Regions from separate parts of the Homo sapiens genome. Here region 1 is linked to region 2. The links are chromatin contacts, found by Hi-C or POLR2A ChIA-PET in ENCODE. All regions are on one chromosome and are shown on one strand. The core of a region is the stretch at or near the end of the contact, and the rest is flanking DNA. Distances in the headings are between cores, read along the strand shown.

Region 1 (6,768 bases), core at 2,489-4,988, 390 kb after region 2:
GCTGGTTTTGCTGATCTGGGACAGTGGCGCTGGCTGGAGGGGCCCTTGCCCCTTGCCTGGCCGTGTGCGTGGCCCTCGGCTGTGAGGGGCTGGGCTGTGGCTGGAGCCCATGTCCGCTCTCTAGGCTTCCTGGTTTGTGTTACATTTTGGCAGCAACAGCTGTGTGTTAAGCTCAAGCTTTTGTTTGTTTTCTTTTAAGATGGAGGCCTTGGGGCAGTGGGGTGGGGGTTGGAATTCTTTTTGGGTTTTGGGCGCATCCAGGAGGGGCCGGCAGTGGGGATGGGTCCTGGCTGCTCTGTCCCATGGAGCAGGGACAGTTCCCGCGCATTCGGGTCTCTGCAGCCTGTTCAGTGTGGGACCGTCTGCACCAGAGGCCATGGGGGAGGGCAGTCTTGGGGAGCAGGCGGCAAGACCCCAACTTGACAGACCTCAGATCCAAGGCTCAGGCCGCCCAGAATCCCCACGTACATGTCCCATTTCTTTCATTTCTTTCCCTTTTACCTTTTTTTCTTTTACTTATGGCTTAAACAGTTACTGTGAGCGTTGATAGTAGAGTTCGCCAGTGGTGCTGGAAGTGAGTTCTGAGCGAGGTGGTTCCTCCTGTGACCTGCAGCCCCTGGAACGCCACGGCCCACAGGACCCCCTCCTTCCCGAGTCCCCCCGCAGGGCCCCCTCCTTCCCGAGTCCCCCCGCAGGGCCCCCTCCTTCCCGAGTCCCCCACTGAACAGAGGCCCTGCTGGGCGGTTTGTGGGACCTGACAGAAAGGTGGGCAGGGCTCTTGGAGGTGGACAGCAGCACCTGGCGTCCTTTCTGGAGACTCAGCCTTTATGAAAGACAGTAGAGTCATTTGTAAAGAAAAATAATGAATGATGGTTTGCTCTGTGCAGTGTGTCATTTTTCCTGGTTGCAAAACCAAATTTTCTTGGTTTTCTTGGAAAAACCTCTTCAGAAGGAAGAAATTTCAGTGACACTTAGAACAGAGAATTCTCAAAAGTGAGATTTCAGCGCCAATCCCCACTCTCGATTTCAATGCCAATCCCCACTCTCATGCTTGTTTTAGCCTGACTTTGTTTCTTAGGCTATCAGCCAGTTCAGCGGCTGCACTGAGGGGCCTCGGGCTGGTGGGTTTCTGGCAGTGAGTGGGCCTCGCCAGGGCTGGATCAGACACCTGGTGGTCTCCATGACCAGAGCCCACTGTGCCAGCAGCTCAAGGGCAAGGGGTGGATGAGATGCCTCGACACTGGGCCTCTGACTGTTTCGGGTGTTTTTAAATCCTAGAGTTTCCATTATACAATTATTTTTCAAAATAGCCTTGAAGAAGTGGCTTTTATATAGGGAAGAACTAAATATGATCTTCATGGTCTTTTAGAAACCCTTTCTGTAAAACTTGATCCCTGTAGAGAGTGCAGGAGACAGCGCAGAAAAGCCTGTGTGTGCCTCCATCGCCAGTCGTGAGCACCCTCGACGCCTTTGGGACCCACGGCTTTCGAAGATTAGGTCCAGAACTCAGCCTGGCACTGGAGAGCTTGGCACGCCTTCCCAAGTCTTGAGTCCCCAGGCAGAGCCTGGACGGCACGATGGCTCATGCCTGCAATCCCAGCACTTTGGGAGGCCGAAGCGGGTGGATCACTTGAGCTCAGGAGTTCGAGACCAGCCTGGCCAACATGATGAAACCCCGTCTTTACTACAAATACAAAAAATTAGCCAGGCATGGTGGTGGGCGCCTGTAATCTCAGCTACTTGGGAGGCTGAGGCAGGAGAATCGCTTGAACCCAGGGGTCAGAGGTTGCAGTGAGCCGAGATTGCACCACTGTACTCCAGCCTGGGTGATGGAGTGAGACCCTGTCTCAAAAAAATAAATAGATAAACAAAGCTGCAGAGCCTGGGCTCACCCTGTGCTGGCCTCCTCAGCTGTCCTGTCCACCCGTCCAGGTTCCGTCCTCTCTCCTGAGAATCAGACTCACAGACTCATCACCAGGGGTTCCAGAATCTTCTCTATGTCAGGAGGGGCTCAGGCCCCAAACACAGGAGCCAGCCCCCGCTGCTGTCTTCAGAATGCTTATGGCCCCTCCCACATTCCTGTGTTAACATCCTGCCCCCAAGGTGGTGGCCTCAGGAGGCCTGGCTCTGGGGGCCGATGAGATCGCAAGGAGAGGACTCCATCCCCATGAATGCAATCAGTGCCCTGAAAGAAGAGGCCTGAGTGCTGCCTCACCCCTTCTATCCTACAAGGACACGGCAAGAAGGTGCCGTCTGTGAAGAGTGGACCCTCCTCGTGGAATGGGCTGGCCTCGCTCTTATCCTCCCAGCTTCAGGTGCCCTGTGGAGCACACGTCTGTGGCGTAGGCCCCGCAGGCTGCGGTGTTTTGTTGCCGCAGCCTGAGTGAAGAGAACGCCTTCCCGTGACGCGTCCAGCGTTGGGTCAGTGTGGAGGACCCGATAAGAACGCTTGCTGGGGGATGCCAGGCTGCACTCAGATGGAGGGATGGTGCGTGGGGCAAGAGGGAGCCCCGAGTCTGGGCCTGGAGCTGCTGCCCTCTGTCCCCACAGTGGCCCGATCCACGTCTCGAGTTGCTCTGAATTCCCAGCACTGTCTCGTGGCGGCCCGCAGCCCGTGGGCCACAATGGAGGGCTTCATCTCAGAAGCTTCCCATACTCCTTGCCTGTCTTCCAAGTGTGGCGTCCGGAACCAGCTCAGGATGCAACTGCTGGTTTTAGCCTTTAAAAAATGTGCACCCTGGAAGCACATGGGATGCTGTATGAGGAAGACTTCTGTGTGGCTTTCACACGTGACTTTTCTGGCCCACCGAGTTTCCTTCTAAACCCCCAGGCATCTGGGGTGAAGGCCCGTGGCCGCTGCTCAGTGGAGTTGGAGGAAGTGGCTGCTGGGTGCGGGGAGGCTCCTGAACTCTCGGAACCTGGAAGTTCACTGCGCTTGGTTTGACCGAAGGGGTGGGACCCAGCCTGCATTCGACACACAGCTTTGCGGCTGCATTTCTGCCCCTGGTGAAGCAGCTGGGCAGGCCCCTTTGCTTGAGGGCCCCGTCTTTGGGGTAGGAACTGGCCCTGCTGGAGAGTGGGCAGCTGGGACTGAGGTGGGCACCCTTGCTTGAAGCTAAGAAGACCCAGGAGAAGGGGCGGGCTTTGAGGACAGAGTGGGCCCTGGGTCAGTGGAGTGTAGGCACTGGGTTGGTGGAGGAGCTGGTTGGAGACTGAGGGGCTGGGAGGCCCCAGGCTGGGGCAAGGGGGTGTCTGCCGCTCTGGGCGGCTGGGATAAACAAAGCTGTGCAGCTGAGCCTCTCAGCTGAGAGGCTGCGACCTTCATGGCCTGGTGGGCCTGGCACCTGAGGCCCTGGGCCTGGGGAACAGGGGCCTCCCCTCTTAGTGGTGATGGGCTTCACCCTCTGTAGCTGCCGGTTCCGGGTCCTGTGGGGAGCGGTGAGGGATGGTCGTGTGCGTCGTTTTAGGAGCATGTGTGTGAGCGTGAGGATGCCCATGGCCAGTGGACATGCCTTCCTCCTGTCCTTGCAGCCACTGGAGGGGAAGCTTCTTGTCCTTAAGTCAGACCGGGAGGCAGACGGGCCCTGAAAGAACCACAGGGTGGCGTGGGAGGCAGCTGCAGTGGGAGGTGCCTGTGCTTTGTTGGTTGTGAACAAGCATCCAAGGGAGGACCACAGTGGCAGATGTGCAGTGTGGGGCATGTGGCGTGCAGGGACGCCGTGGGCGTGGTGTGGGGCACGTGGCGTGCGGGGACGCCGTGGGCGTGGTGTGAGGTATGTGGCGTGCGGGGACGCCGTGGGCGTGGTGTGGGATATGTGGTATTGGGAACATGGTGGTGACGCAGGATGTGGTGGTGGTGTAGAATGTGGTGCTGATGGATGTGGTGTGTGTGGGATGCTGTGGTCACATGGGACATGGTGTATGGGACGTGGTGGTGACATAGTGTGTGTTGGTGATAGGGGATGGGGTGGTGACATGGGATGTGGTTTTGGGGTTGCAGTGGTGACATGGGACATGGTAGTGACATGGGACATGGTGACAGGGTAGGGTGTGGTGGTGATGGAGGTGGTGTGGTAATGTGGCGTGGAGGATGCAGTGTGGGGGACATGGTGACATGGCGATGTGTCATGTGGTGATGGGGGACGTGGCGTGGGGGATATGGGGTCCTGGATCTCCTGTAGCTCTGGCCAGTGGCGAGTGGCACCATGCAGCAGGGAGGAAGGCCAGCTTCACGCTGCAGGAGCTCCTGGGCAGTCTGTTCTGGGAGTGAGGATGTTTGGGGGTTGTGGAGCCATCGTGCTGGCCAGTTGCTTTGCTGCGCTGGTGGGGAGAGGCCGCCTGAGGTCCTTCGAAGCAGCCTGGGTCTGTCTGCTCCCTGGGGTCAGATGCAGGCCGCTTCTGCAGCTTCGGCATCATGTCCCAGCCCAGCCCCGCAGCCTTCACCTGTAGGAAGATTCTGCAGGCTCTCTCTCCCTCCATCATCTGGTGACTCCTCAAACACCGCGCCCTGGTTGGTGGCTGTATTGATTCTTGGTCTCCCAGTGACGAGCTGAGGTGGGGAGCCACGAAGCCACAGGCTGAGGCAGAGCCAGGACAGACCCTGCTTGGCCCTGGGCTCTGGCTCTTTGCAGGCAGCTCAGCAGACAGTCCCCGCCCTTCAGAGCTCCTGTGCAGTGTGGCTTGGGGCAAAGCCACCCTGTGGCTCTCTCAGGGCCCTTCTGCCTCCTGGTCTGATCTAAGGACAAGAAGCTTTCCCTCCGGTGACTGCAGGGACGAGAGGAAGGGATGTCCACCGGCCGTGGGCATGCTCACACTCACACACGCTCACTGCCTGGGTGAGAGGCGGTGGAGGACCCCTTTCCCAGAGGGAAGGTCTCCTGTGAGCCACACCTGAAGGGTGTGGAGGAGCGGCTGTTACCTGCTCGTGTGGCCAGTGCAGATCTTGAATCCTCAGACTGCAGGTGAGGTAGCCAGGACATCCATTGTGACCTTCTTCCTGTTGACAAAGACAGTACATGGAGTGGAAGCTTCTGGCTATCTGTGCATTGCTTCACCGAGCACCTGACTGCGTCTGGCACGTGGCGTGTGTGGAGCAACTGCCTGCCACACAGAAGTCTGAGGATACTGATCAAAGCAGAAAAGGATAAACATTCTTTCCTTCCCCAGTTTTGCCTCCAGCATGATGCACACCCCATCATATGTGTTTGCCTGCGTGGCTGTGGGCAGGTGTGCAGTCCACAAGTGGGTCATCCACAAGTGGGCAGCAGACACATGTGCGTACAGCTTACTCTCTCTGCCTTTTTTGTAAGCTGGGAAATCTTTCTATGTGAATTAATATATGCTGTCTATCTTAATAGCTTCAGAATATTTTATGATATAGTTAGGCCTTAATTTTTTAAAGTTGTTTTTCTGTTGGACCTTGAGGTAGTTTAAAGTTTGCTTGTGGGAATGAGGATAAATTTTAAAACAGGATATAATGTTGTCTGTCATGCAAATATAAAATGAATAGGTACTTATTCACTTTAAATACCTATTTTAAAAATAGAGTTTTAAATTGAGATAATAAATGTTGTTTATTTATCAGGGAGAGACCCAGTAAGATGTAGAACTGGTTCAGGGAAGAATCCAGAATGTAGGCAAATAGCTTCTCCCATCAGCAGTACTGACATGAGTGTGCTTCACGGATGCAAGGCTGGCACTGTCCACAGGGTCATGATCCATCACATCTGCTGGACATTGTGCATTTCTGTGGTCAAGAATCATTTCCATCATCATCAGCTTTTAAACTCACAGAGTTGCAACATAGCTCAGAGACAACTAAAGGTAGAGATAACCCAAATAGGTGAGCTAAATGGAGGCACTCTCATTATTGCTCATTTTAAAGTCTTTCACAGTTTTTCCTGATGGTAATTTTAAGAATGATGTGATAGGCAGTGTCTGTTTCCAGCTAACATGGAAGAAGAGTGTATTAGGCCATTCTTGCTTTGCTGTAAAGAAATACCCGAGACTGGGTAATTTATGAGGGAAAGAGGTTTAATTCGCTCACGGTTCGCAGGATGTGCAGGAAGCTTAGTGCTGGCACCTGCTCAGCCCTTGGAGGCCTCATGGAATTTTCAGTCAGGCAGAAGGCAAAGGGGGAGTAGCCATGCCACACAGTGAAAGCCAGAGCAAGAGAGAGCGAGTGGGGATGAAGTGCACACACCTTCAAATGACCAGACCTCATGTGAACTCAAGAGTAAGAACTCACTTATCACCAAGGGGATGGCCCAGTCCATTCAGGAGGCATCTGCCCCCATGATCCAAACACCTCCCACCAGGTTCCTCCTCTAACACTGGGGACACATTTCAACATGAGATTTGGCCGGGGACAAATATACAAACTGTATCATTCTGCCCCAGCCCCTCCCAGATCTCATGTTCTTCTCACATTTCAAAATACAATCATCCCTTCTCAATAGTCCCCCCAAAGTCTTGACTCACCTCAGAAGTCCCATGTCTGATGACTTCTCTGAGACAAGGCATGTCCTTTCCACCTATGAACCTGCAAAATCAAAAACAAGTTATTTTCTCCCAAGATACAATGGGGATATAGGTATTGGGTAAACATTTCTGCTTCAAAAGGGAGAAATAAGCCAAAAGAAATGGGCTATAGCCCCCAGGCGAGTTTGAAACCCAGTAGGGCGGCTATTAAATCTTAAAGCTCCAAAATCATCTCCTCAGAGTCTATGTCCCACACTCAGGGCACACAGGCTCAAGGGGTGGGCTTCT
Region 2 (7,083 bases), core at 2,120-4,619:
GGGGAGCCAGTCATGGCTGCTCCCACAGCTGACACACTCCCCCTAAGGACCACAGCCCCACCCCAGCATCAGCCACCAGGCATTCCCAGGAGGAGGGGCCTGCCCAAGGCACTGATTGCACCCCAGCCCAGAGCAGCTCTGAGCCCAGATCCTGAGGAAAGACACACCACCCTGTGCTGGAGGTGGCCCAGCTGGGGCCAGAGGCACCTGGGAGTGGCAAATGCAGAGCAGAGCTACAGTGCCAGCTCCGGGTGCTTCAGGCTGCCCGGCCTCCTCTTCGGTAAAATGGGGATACAGACATTTGCCTCGGAGGGTTGTTACAGAAAATGAGGCCGTGTAGGTACCACTCTTGACAGTGTTGGGCAAAGAGCTGGCATTTAACAACCAGCATCCATGGTGTTGACGATGGCAGTGATGGTGGTGGTGGTGACGGTGATGGTGAGGATGACGGTAGTGAGGACTGAGGGTGGTGGTGATGGTGATAACAGTGATTGTGGTCGTGGTGGTGGTGGTAATGGTGGTGACAATAGTGATTGTGTTGATTATAGTGATGACGGTGATGAGAGTGATGATGGTTGCAGTGGTGATGGTGGTGGTGATGGCGATGATGGTGGTGATGGTGATGGTGATGACAGTGGTGAGTTTTTCAGTCCCTAAACTCTCTCCCTCTCTGACTAGTGCCAGAGACTCCATGGGAGCACATCTCCATTGTAGGGAAGCCCTGGTCTTCCGGCAGGCTCAGAAGAGACACTGCATTAACCAACCCCAGCATGTCATGGCCACCTGGGCCACTGCCAGGCCTGGGGCACAGGAAGGGGGATAGATGAGGAGGGCTAGAGAGGGCCTGTGGGTGGCAGAGGCATCTCCGAGGCACGAGGGCCAAGGAGCACCAAGGGCAGGAGAGGATAGCCAGTGCCTTCCCGGCTTCAGGACGGTAAGTCTTTCTGCAGCGAGGCCATGGCAGGCTCACCAGAGGTTCACCAGGAAGACGTGCTCGATCTCCTGCAGGATCTCCAGCTCCCGGAAGACGTTGCGGACCTCGTCGCGCTCGATGCACTGCTGCTTGTTCATGTACTTCATGGCGTACATCTTCTCCGTGTCCCGCTTCTGCACAATGCACACCTGGAGGGCACAGGGCTGTTCGGCAGGACGCCTGAGGACGCCTGGGGACACGTGGGGACACCTGGAAATGCATGGGGATGCCTGGGGACGCATCGTCAGGACACAAGGGGACACCTGGGGACGCGCCGCAGCCCCTCTGCCTCCTAGACGCGGCAGGTGCATTCCTCTCTGCCACATATGGTAACATATTTGCTCTGGGGATTAAGATGTGGGTGTTTTGGAGGCCGTGATTCTGCCCCCCAGAGGTTCCTGTACTGGTTAGTGTGTGGCCCTGGCGGCACCTGTCTCAGTGACATCCTGGCTCCATGGCTGTTAGTGAAGACCCCTCCCTGAGACTCAGTCCTGCGTTTCAAGTCTGCAGCAGGACACATCTGTCAACAGGCGCTATCTGCAAACAGACAGGGTCCAGCCTAACAGCATCCAGGCGTGAGTTGGAGCCAAGCAGTGGCTGGTTGTGCGGGGAGCGCCCCTCACCAGCCACGACCTGGGCATGGAGTTTTGCCTTCCTAAACCCCAACATCCTTTTCCAGGGCTTGGAGCAGCAAGCAGCCCGGAGGGGTACTGGGGAATGAATGCGAAAACCCACTGAGCACAGAGCCCTGCGCTCAGGAAGCCTCATCAACCATGGCTGCAGCTTCACCCTGGACGCACATCACTCCACACTCCAGAGACCGACTCCCGTCTCAACACCGTGAGGCCAAGGCCCCTCACCCTGTCCTGCAAGGAGACACACAGAGTGAGCGTGGGGCTTGGGGGCCACCGCTGCCACCACAGTGGGACCCCCTCCGGGGCGCCAGTCCCCACATAGCTCTTCAGGCCTGTACCCTCTGAGCATGGATCATCGGTGTCAACACTGATGCCGCAAACACACGGCTAATTGCTTAGCAGTGAGGATGAGAGTGAGGTGACGGGTGAGAAGCATCAATGAGCAGGGGGGTCCCTTGTGGCCAAGGATGTCAATCAGAATTGAGGATGAAGATCCCCAAAGGGAAGCCAGGAATTAAGGCACAAAATTGTGAGCAGCAGAGCTAACCCCTGTCTGACACTCAGGTTGGGAGAGACCTTCCCAGGACAGGTAATCCAGACCCGTTTCCAAGGCCTTCCACAACCTCTGCTCTCTGGTCCTCAAGGAGTTGGAGCCCAGCAGGGGGCCTGGAGGAAATGGATGATTCTGGATCTCAAGGTGGGCCACAGATGGCCCTGGGCTCCTGGCTGCATGCCCGGAAAGCGTGGTGGCACACACCCGTAGTCCCAGCTACTCAGGAGACTGAGAAGGGAGGATTGCTTGAGCCTGAGAGGTTGAGGCTGCAGTGAGCCACGACTGTACCACTGAACTCAGCCTGGGTGACAGGGCGAGACCCTGTCTCTAAAAAAATTAAGTCAGATGATTAACAACCTTAATTCAATCTGCAATCTTCATTCCTCTCTGCCACGAATGGTAACATGTTTGTTCTGGGATTTGGATGTGGGTGTTTTGGAGGCCATGATTCTGCCCCCAGAGGTTCCTGTACTGGTTAGTGTGTGGCCCTGGAGGCACCTGTCTCAGTCACATCCTGGCTCCGGGGCCCTTACTGGAGACCCCTCCCTGAGACTCAGTCCTTTTGTGAAGCAAAGCGGTGACCCTCCCTCCCGCAAGGGGCCACTGGGAGTCACACTGTGCACAGAGCACCGGGCTGGCCCAAACTAAGAAAGCATGTCTGATGGTGCCAAGCGGTGGCCTGGGTGGATCCGGCTGCAGCACTGTGGTGCGGGAGACAGTGGCTTGGCCTGGCACCATGGGCTCTAAGTATGGCCTCTCCAGGAAGCTGACAACAGGCGTGGCCTCAGCACCTCCCTGCCCGGTGGGAGGGGAAAGCTGAGCCTGAAGGGACAGGAAGAGCCTTGTGTTGGGGGCTGCCCAGAGGCGCGTGTGCTGATGGGGGCTCCTGAACACGCGGCCACACCTGCTGAGGAGCGGGGGCAGCTGCAGGCAGCCCGAGAACAGACGGAGACTAAGCTTGAACGAGGCCGCCTTGGGAGGGCGGGGCGGGGCGGGATTTCTCCTGAACTTCCTGCATTTCCTATGACCATTTTTTAAATTGTTATTTTGAAAGCCAGTTGAGGGTTTCAGAATGACAGTGAGCGTAAGCTGCAGCAGCCCCTGGCTGCCCCTGGCAGGACCCCCTCCTGCCGCTTCCCACTGCCAACGGGGCAGAGTCGCGTGGCTCGGCAGCACGGCCTTCCTCCCATGCACACGGCCGCAGGAGGCCGAGGAGTCCCGTGCCCGGGATGGAAGCCCCAGCCTCACTCTGCACAGGCGCAGAAGCAACGGTGCTTTCCTGCGCCAGCCCCAGCACCCGCGGCCTCCTGCAGACGGTCACTGCAGGCTCAAGGCGGCCACTGCAGGTCTGGAAACTGCTCCAGAAAGGCTGTTTGTTGCCCTGGGGCTGGGACCAGACAGGCTGTGAGACAAATATGGTGGAAAATCCGGCCCTCACCCTCTGCCCCTCAGGAGCCTGGCTTGGGGCCACTGGCTGGGGCCAGGGCTCTTGCTGCTGGGGGGGAAGCTGGCGGGGGGGGGGGGGCTGCAGAGCCCACCTCTGCCTGGAGCGGCGCCAGCACCCGCAGCCCAAGGCCGTCTTCAGCCGGTCCCAAGCCTCAGGCTTTCTGTCGCTTGTGCACCACCCCAGAAAGCTGCCTGCCCAGGCGACCCAACCCTCTCCAGGCTCCCTCTGCCCCTCCTGCTCACGATGCAGCTCAGCTCTTACGGGGGAATCTCTGGAAGAACACGCCTTCCCTTGGGGTGCTCAACCCCCACAGCCCACTCACCAGGGGACAGGGCACCTGGGCTTCCCGTGCCCTCTGGGCCCTGTCACATGTGCGGCGGACACAGACCGGGTGTCTACTCCAGACAGGACCTCACCCTCCTGCCAGACAGGCTCACCCAGGACCACCCGCTTTCCCAAGCATGTGGCCTGGGCTCCATCTGGGACCAGCCCCTTGGCCCTGTGACCCAAGCCTGCTCTCCCCGTCACACGCATCCCATCACCCACAGCCAGGGAGCAGGGACAGAAGAGCCACCTCGAGACAGGGCCTGGCCTCGCACACCCACGGCTCTGCTGTCCACCAGAACAAAGCAGCAGATCCACTTGCCTCCAGCCTGTTACCCCACCTGGGAAACAAACTGCCTGGATGGTGGAGCCATCAGCCACAGTCCAAGCCCCTGGCCTGGCCCTGTGGGAGGAGCTGCCCTGAGGAGCAAGGGGAGGCAGGGTTACACTCAGGTCTCCCGAGTCTTTGGGCTCTGTGTCCTGGAACATTCTCAGCTCAACTGCAGTTCAAGAAAAGCTTGCAAGTCTTCCTATATGCCAGCCCCATGCAAGGTACTGGCAGTGCAGGGTGAGTGGCCATGGTGCCTCCCTGGAGACCCTGGTGGAAACGCCTCGATCCCTCACAGCAGGCCCGAGTGCGTCCCCAAAAGACACAGCCACCAGGAGCCTCGGAATGTGGCCTTATTCGGAATAAAGGTCTCTGAAGATGTAATTAAGTTGAGGATCTGGAGGTCCTGAATTGGGATGGGCCCTAAAGCCAATGATAGACACCCTGATAAAAGACAGAAAAGAGAAGATGACGCAGGCATGGGGGCGAGGGAGTGTGAAGGTGGAGCAGAGGCAGTGATGTGAAGATGCCAGCCTGGGAATGGAGTGACATGGCGGCAAGCTGAGGACACCACGAGTGGCCAGCAGCCACCAGACGCCGGGAGAAGGCACAGCGGGTCCTCCCACGGAGCCGCCCAGAGGGCCCACCCTGCCAGGTCTCAGGCTTCCCATCTCCAGGACTACAAGAGAAACTTCTGTTGTTTGCAGACACTGAGCTACGGAACTTGGTTGTGGCGGGAAACTCGCTTTCTCCACGCCTCCTGTGTCTCTGCATCCCTGATAACACCCTGCAGACTCTGAGCACCTGCGGCCACGCCTGCAGGCAGCAGCCTCACCTGCGCTCACGCTGCGCCCTCACCGGAGCACCTGCCAACCCAGCAGCCCACTTCCCCTAATCTCCTTCACCATTTTCTGACCCAGGCCAGCAGGTGGGGAGCCTGTCCTGCCCCTTATCACTAGGACCCGCCCTCTGAGGCCTGGACTGTCAGGCACGTTGAAGGTGGTTTGGGGTGGTGTGGGGTTTTCCGTTGAAATGGATTTGATTAAGTCAATCACATCAAAGTGCTCTTAGGTGAAGACAACAGAGAAGAGGGCGGGTCCGGCAGGCTCCCTCGGGCCCCTGATGCAGGAGGCTCCAACGAGCGGTGGCGTAAAGCCCTGGGTTTGGTGCAGTCTCTGTCTGGAGGGACCTCAGCACCCGAGATCACGCAGAGCAGTGTTTACAAAAAAGACTGGAAACCGGCGGCCTTTTATGACCAGGCCTGGGGGGCTGAGGGCAGGCAGGTCCGACTCAAACGCTTCCTCCAGGAAACTGGTCCCTGCTTTCCCAGCCGCTTCCTCCAATCACCAACTTAAGCCCAAAGAGAAAATGGAGTTTGAGGTCTCACCACAAAGAGGAACAAGCCAACCCCGGGCTCCGGAGCCCTGGGCTTTTCCTATGAAACGCCACTGATGGGGAGGCCACAACGCCACCCGGAGCCCTGGGCTTTTCCTATGAAACGCCACTGACGGGGAGGCCACAGCGCCACCCGGAGCCCTGGGCTTTTCCTATGAAACGCCACTGACGGGGAGGCCACAGCGCCACCCGGAACAGGCTGGTGCCTGCAGCCATGTGACTGCCAATTCAACCAAATGCTGTTTATGCATTTGGCAGATTTAAGTGATTCACCCAAGCTCTTTCTCTTTCCAAGTAATTTTTGTTCCCCAGAAGCAAATGCCTGACCACAAGTACCTAAGGCCTCTAAACGGTATAATGAAACCACCTCCTAATCCTTCCTGGGGGAGCTTCTGGTGTCCCAAGGAGAAGTAGAGCCTGGGGACGTGGGGACAGCAGGGCGGGACAGGGCAAGGCAGGCTCCCTCCCAGGGTTCAGTGCTGGGTACCACAAAAACGGGAGGGTCAGTGCCCAGGACGGGGCTGGAGAAGGTGTCTGCAGCGGCTGAAGAAGGTGCAGCCCAGTATGGGGCCTCTGGGGAGGGCACTGGAGGCAGAGGGGTCCCCCAGGCAGAACCGGGCTCCCGTGCACTCCAGAGGCAGTTCCATCTCTCACTCTCCTCCTGCCCCTCCTGAGACCCCCCTGAAGCTGTTCTCTTGACGTCCCTGAGAAGCTGTGTCCCATAGGCCACTTGTCCCAGGTCCCTCTCCCTGGATGAGCTCAGGATTCTAACGCGGTGAGTGGGAATCCGTTTTGGGGTTTCAGTTTTCCCCCGATGCCTAGTGGCTGCTTCCTAGGCCATGGCTGGTGAAGTTAAGACGCCTCACGAGGCCACAAACCTCTCAAGAAGAGGTGGACCCTGGCAAGCTCACCAAGGGGCCTGGGTGGCGGCTGTAGTGGCCATGCTGCGATGGCACCACCTGGCACTGAGGCTCTTGTTCCATCCACTGCAGATGGCAGAGGGGGGTCTTTGTCCCAAGAGGCTGGGAACCCCCCATGCCCTATGGCTGTCAGGTGTTGGTGGCCAGGCAGGGGCACTCAGCCCACCGGCTTCCCAGGGGACGGAGCTACCTCCCAGGCCCACACGCGCTCCCGCCTAAAGCCCTTGTTTAGTCAGAACATTGCCGTGGGGCTAAGGCACACAGTTGCTGCGACTGCAGGATGGCCCCTTCGGCAACAGCTGCCTCCCCTCAGCTGCTTCATGCTGGCTGGAGCCTTACTGGGCTTGGAAGAGCAGATGGGCTGGGGCGCCGTCTGAGTCCTCGCCACTGTGGAACTACTATGGACATACTGTTTTCTGGTGCTTGCATGCAAGCGATCGTTCCGATGAGGTCTGGGATTCTTGGCTATCTTCAAACAGAGCTTGGAGATGCTGCTCCTGAGTGGCTG

Evidence for each region. A loop is a pair of places that touch in the nucleus more often than their neighbours do. ChIA-PET counts read pairs that join two places held with the same protein, here RNA polymerase II (POLR2A).
Region 1: a map of DLD1 shows a loop between it and region 2 (8-fold over the local background). The contact joins two enhancer-like sites. A Hi-C loop is called at or near these places in 1 of 168 maps with a recorded cell type or tissue (DLD1). POLR2A ChIA-PET finds 5 or more read pairs at or near these places in 1 of 52 experiments (activated CD4-positive, alpha-beta T cell).

What each region holds. Positions count from the first base shown.
Region 1 is chr10:132,612,618-132,619,385 of GRCh38, forward strand. All of the region lies in intron 2 of INPP5A (inositol polyphosphate-5-phosphatase A), which reads left to right. Among named protein-coding and RNA genes, the nearest start is that of INPP5A, 78 kb to the left of the region's middle. Within about 2 kb of position 3,739, at least 3 of the 41 ENCODE cell types and tissues checked have a DNase peak (open chromatin) inside an H3K27ac peak, as active enhancers do.
Region 2 is chr10:132,227,007-132,234,089 of GRCh38, forward strand. STK32C (serine/threonine kinase 32C) reads right to left here. Exons shown (of 12, transcript NM_173575.4): 3 at 971-1,122. Among named protein-coding and RNA genes, the nearest start is that of DPYSL4, 44 kb to the left of the region's middle. RefSeq lists an enhancer at 3,247-3,326. Within about 2 kb of position 3,370, at least 13 of the 41 ENCODE cell types and tissues checked have a DNase peak (open chromatin) inside an H3K27ac peak, as active enhancers do.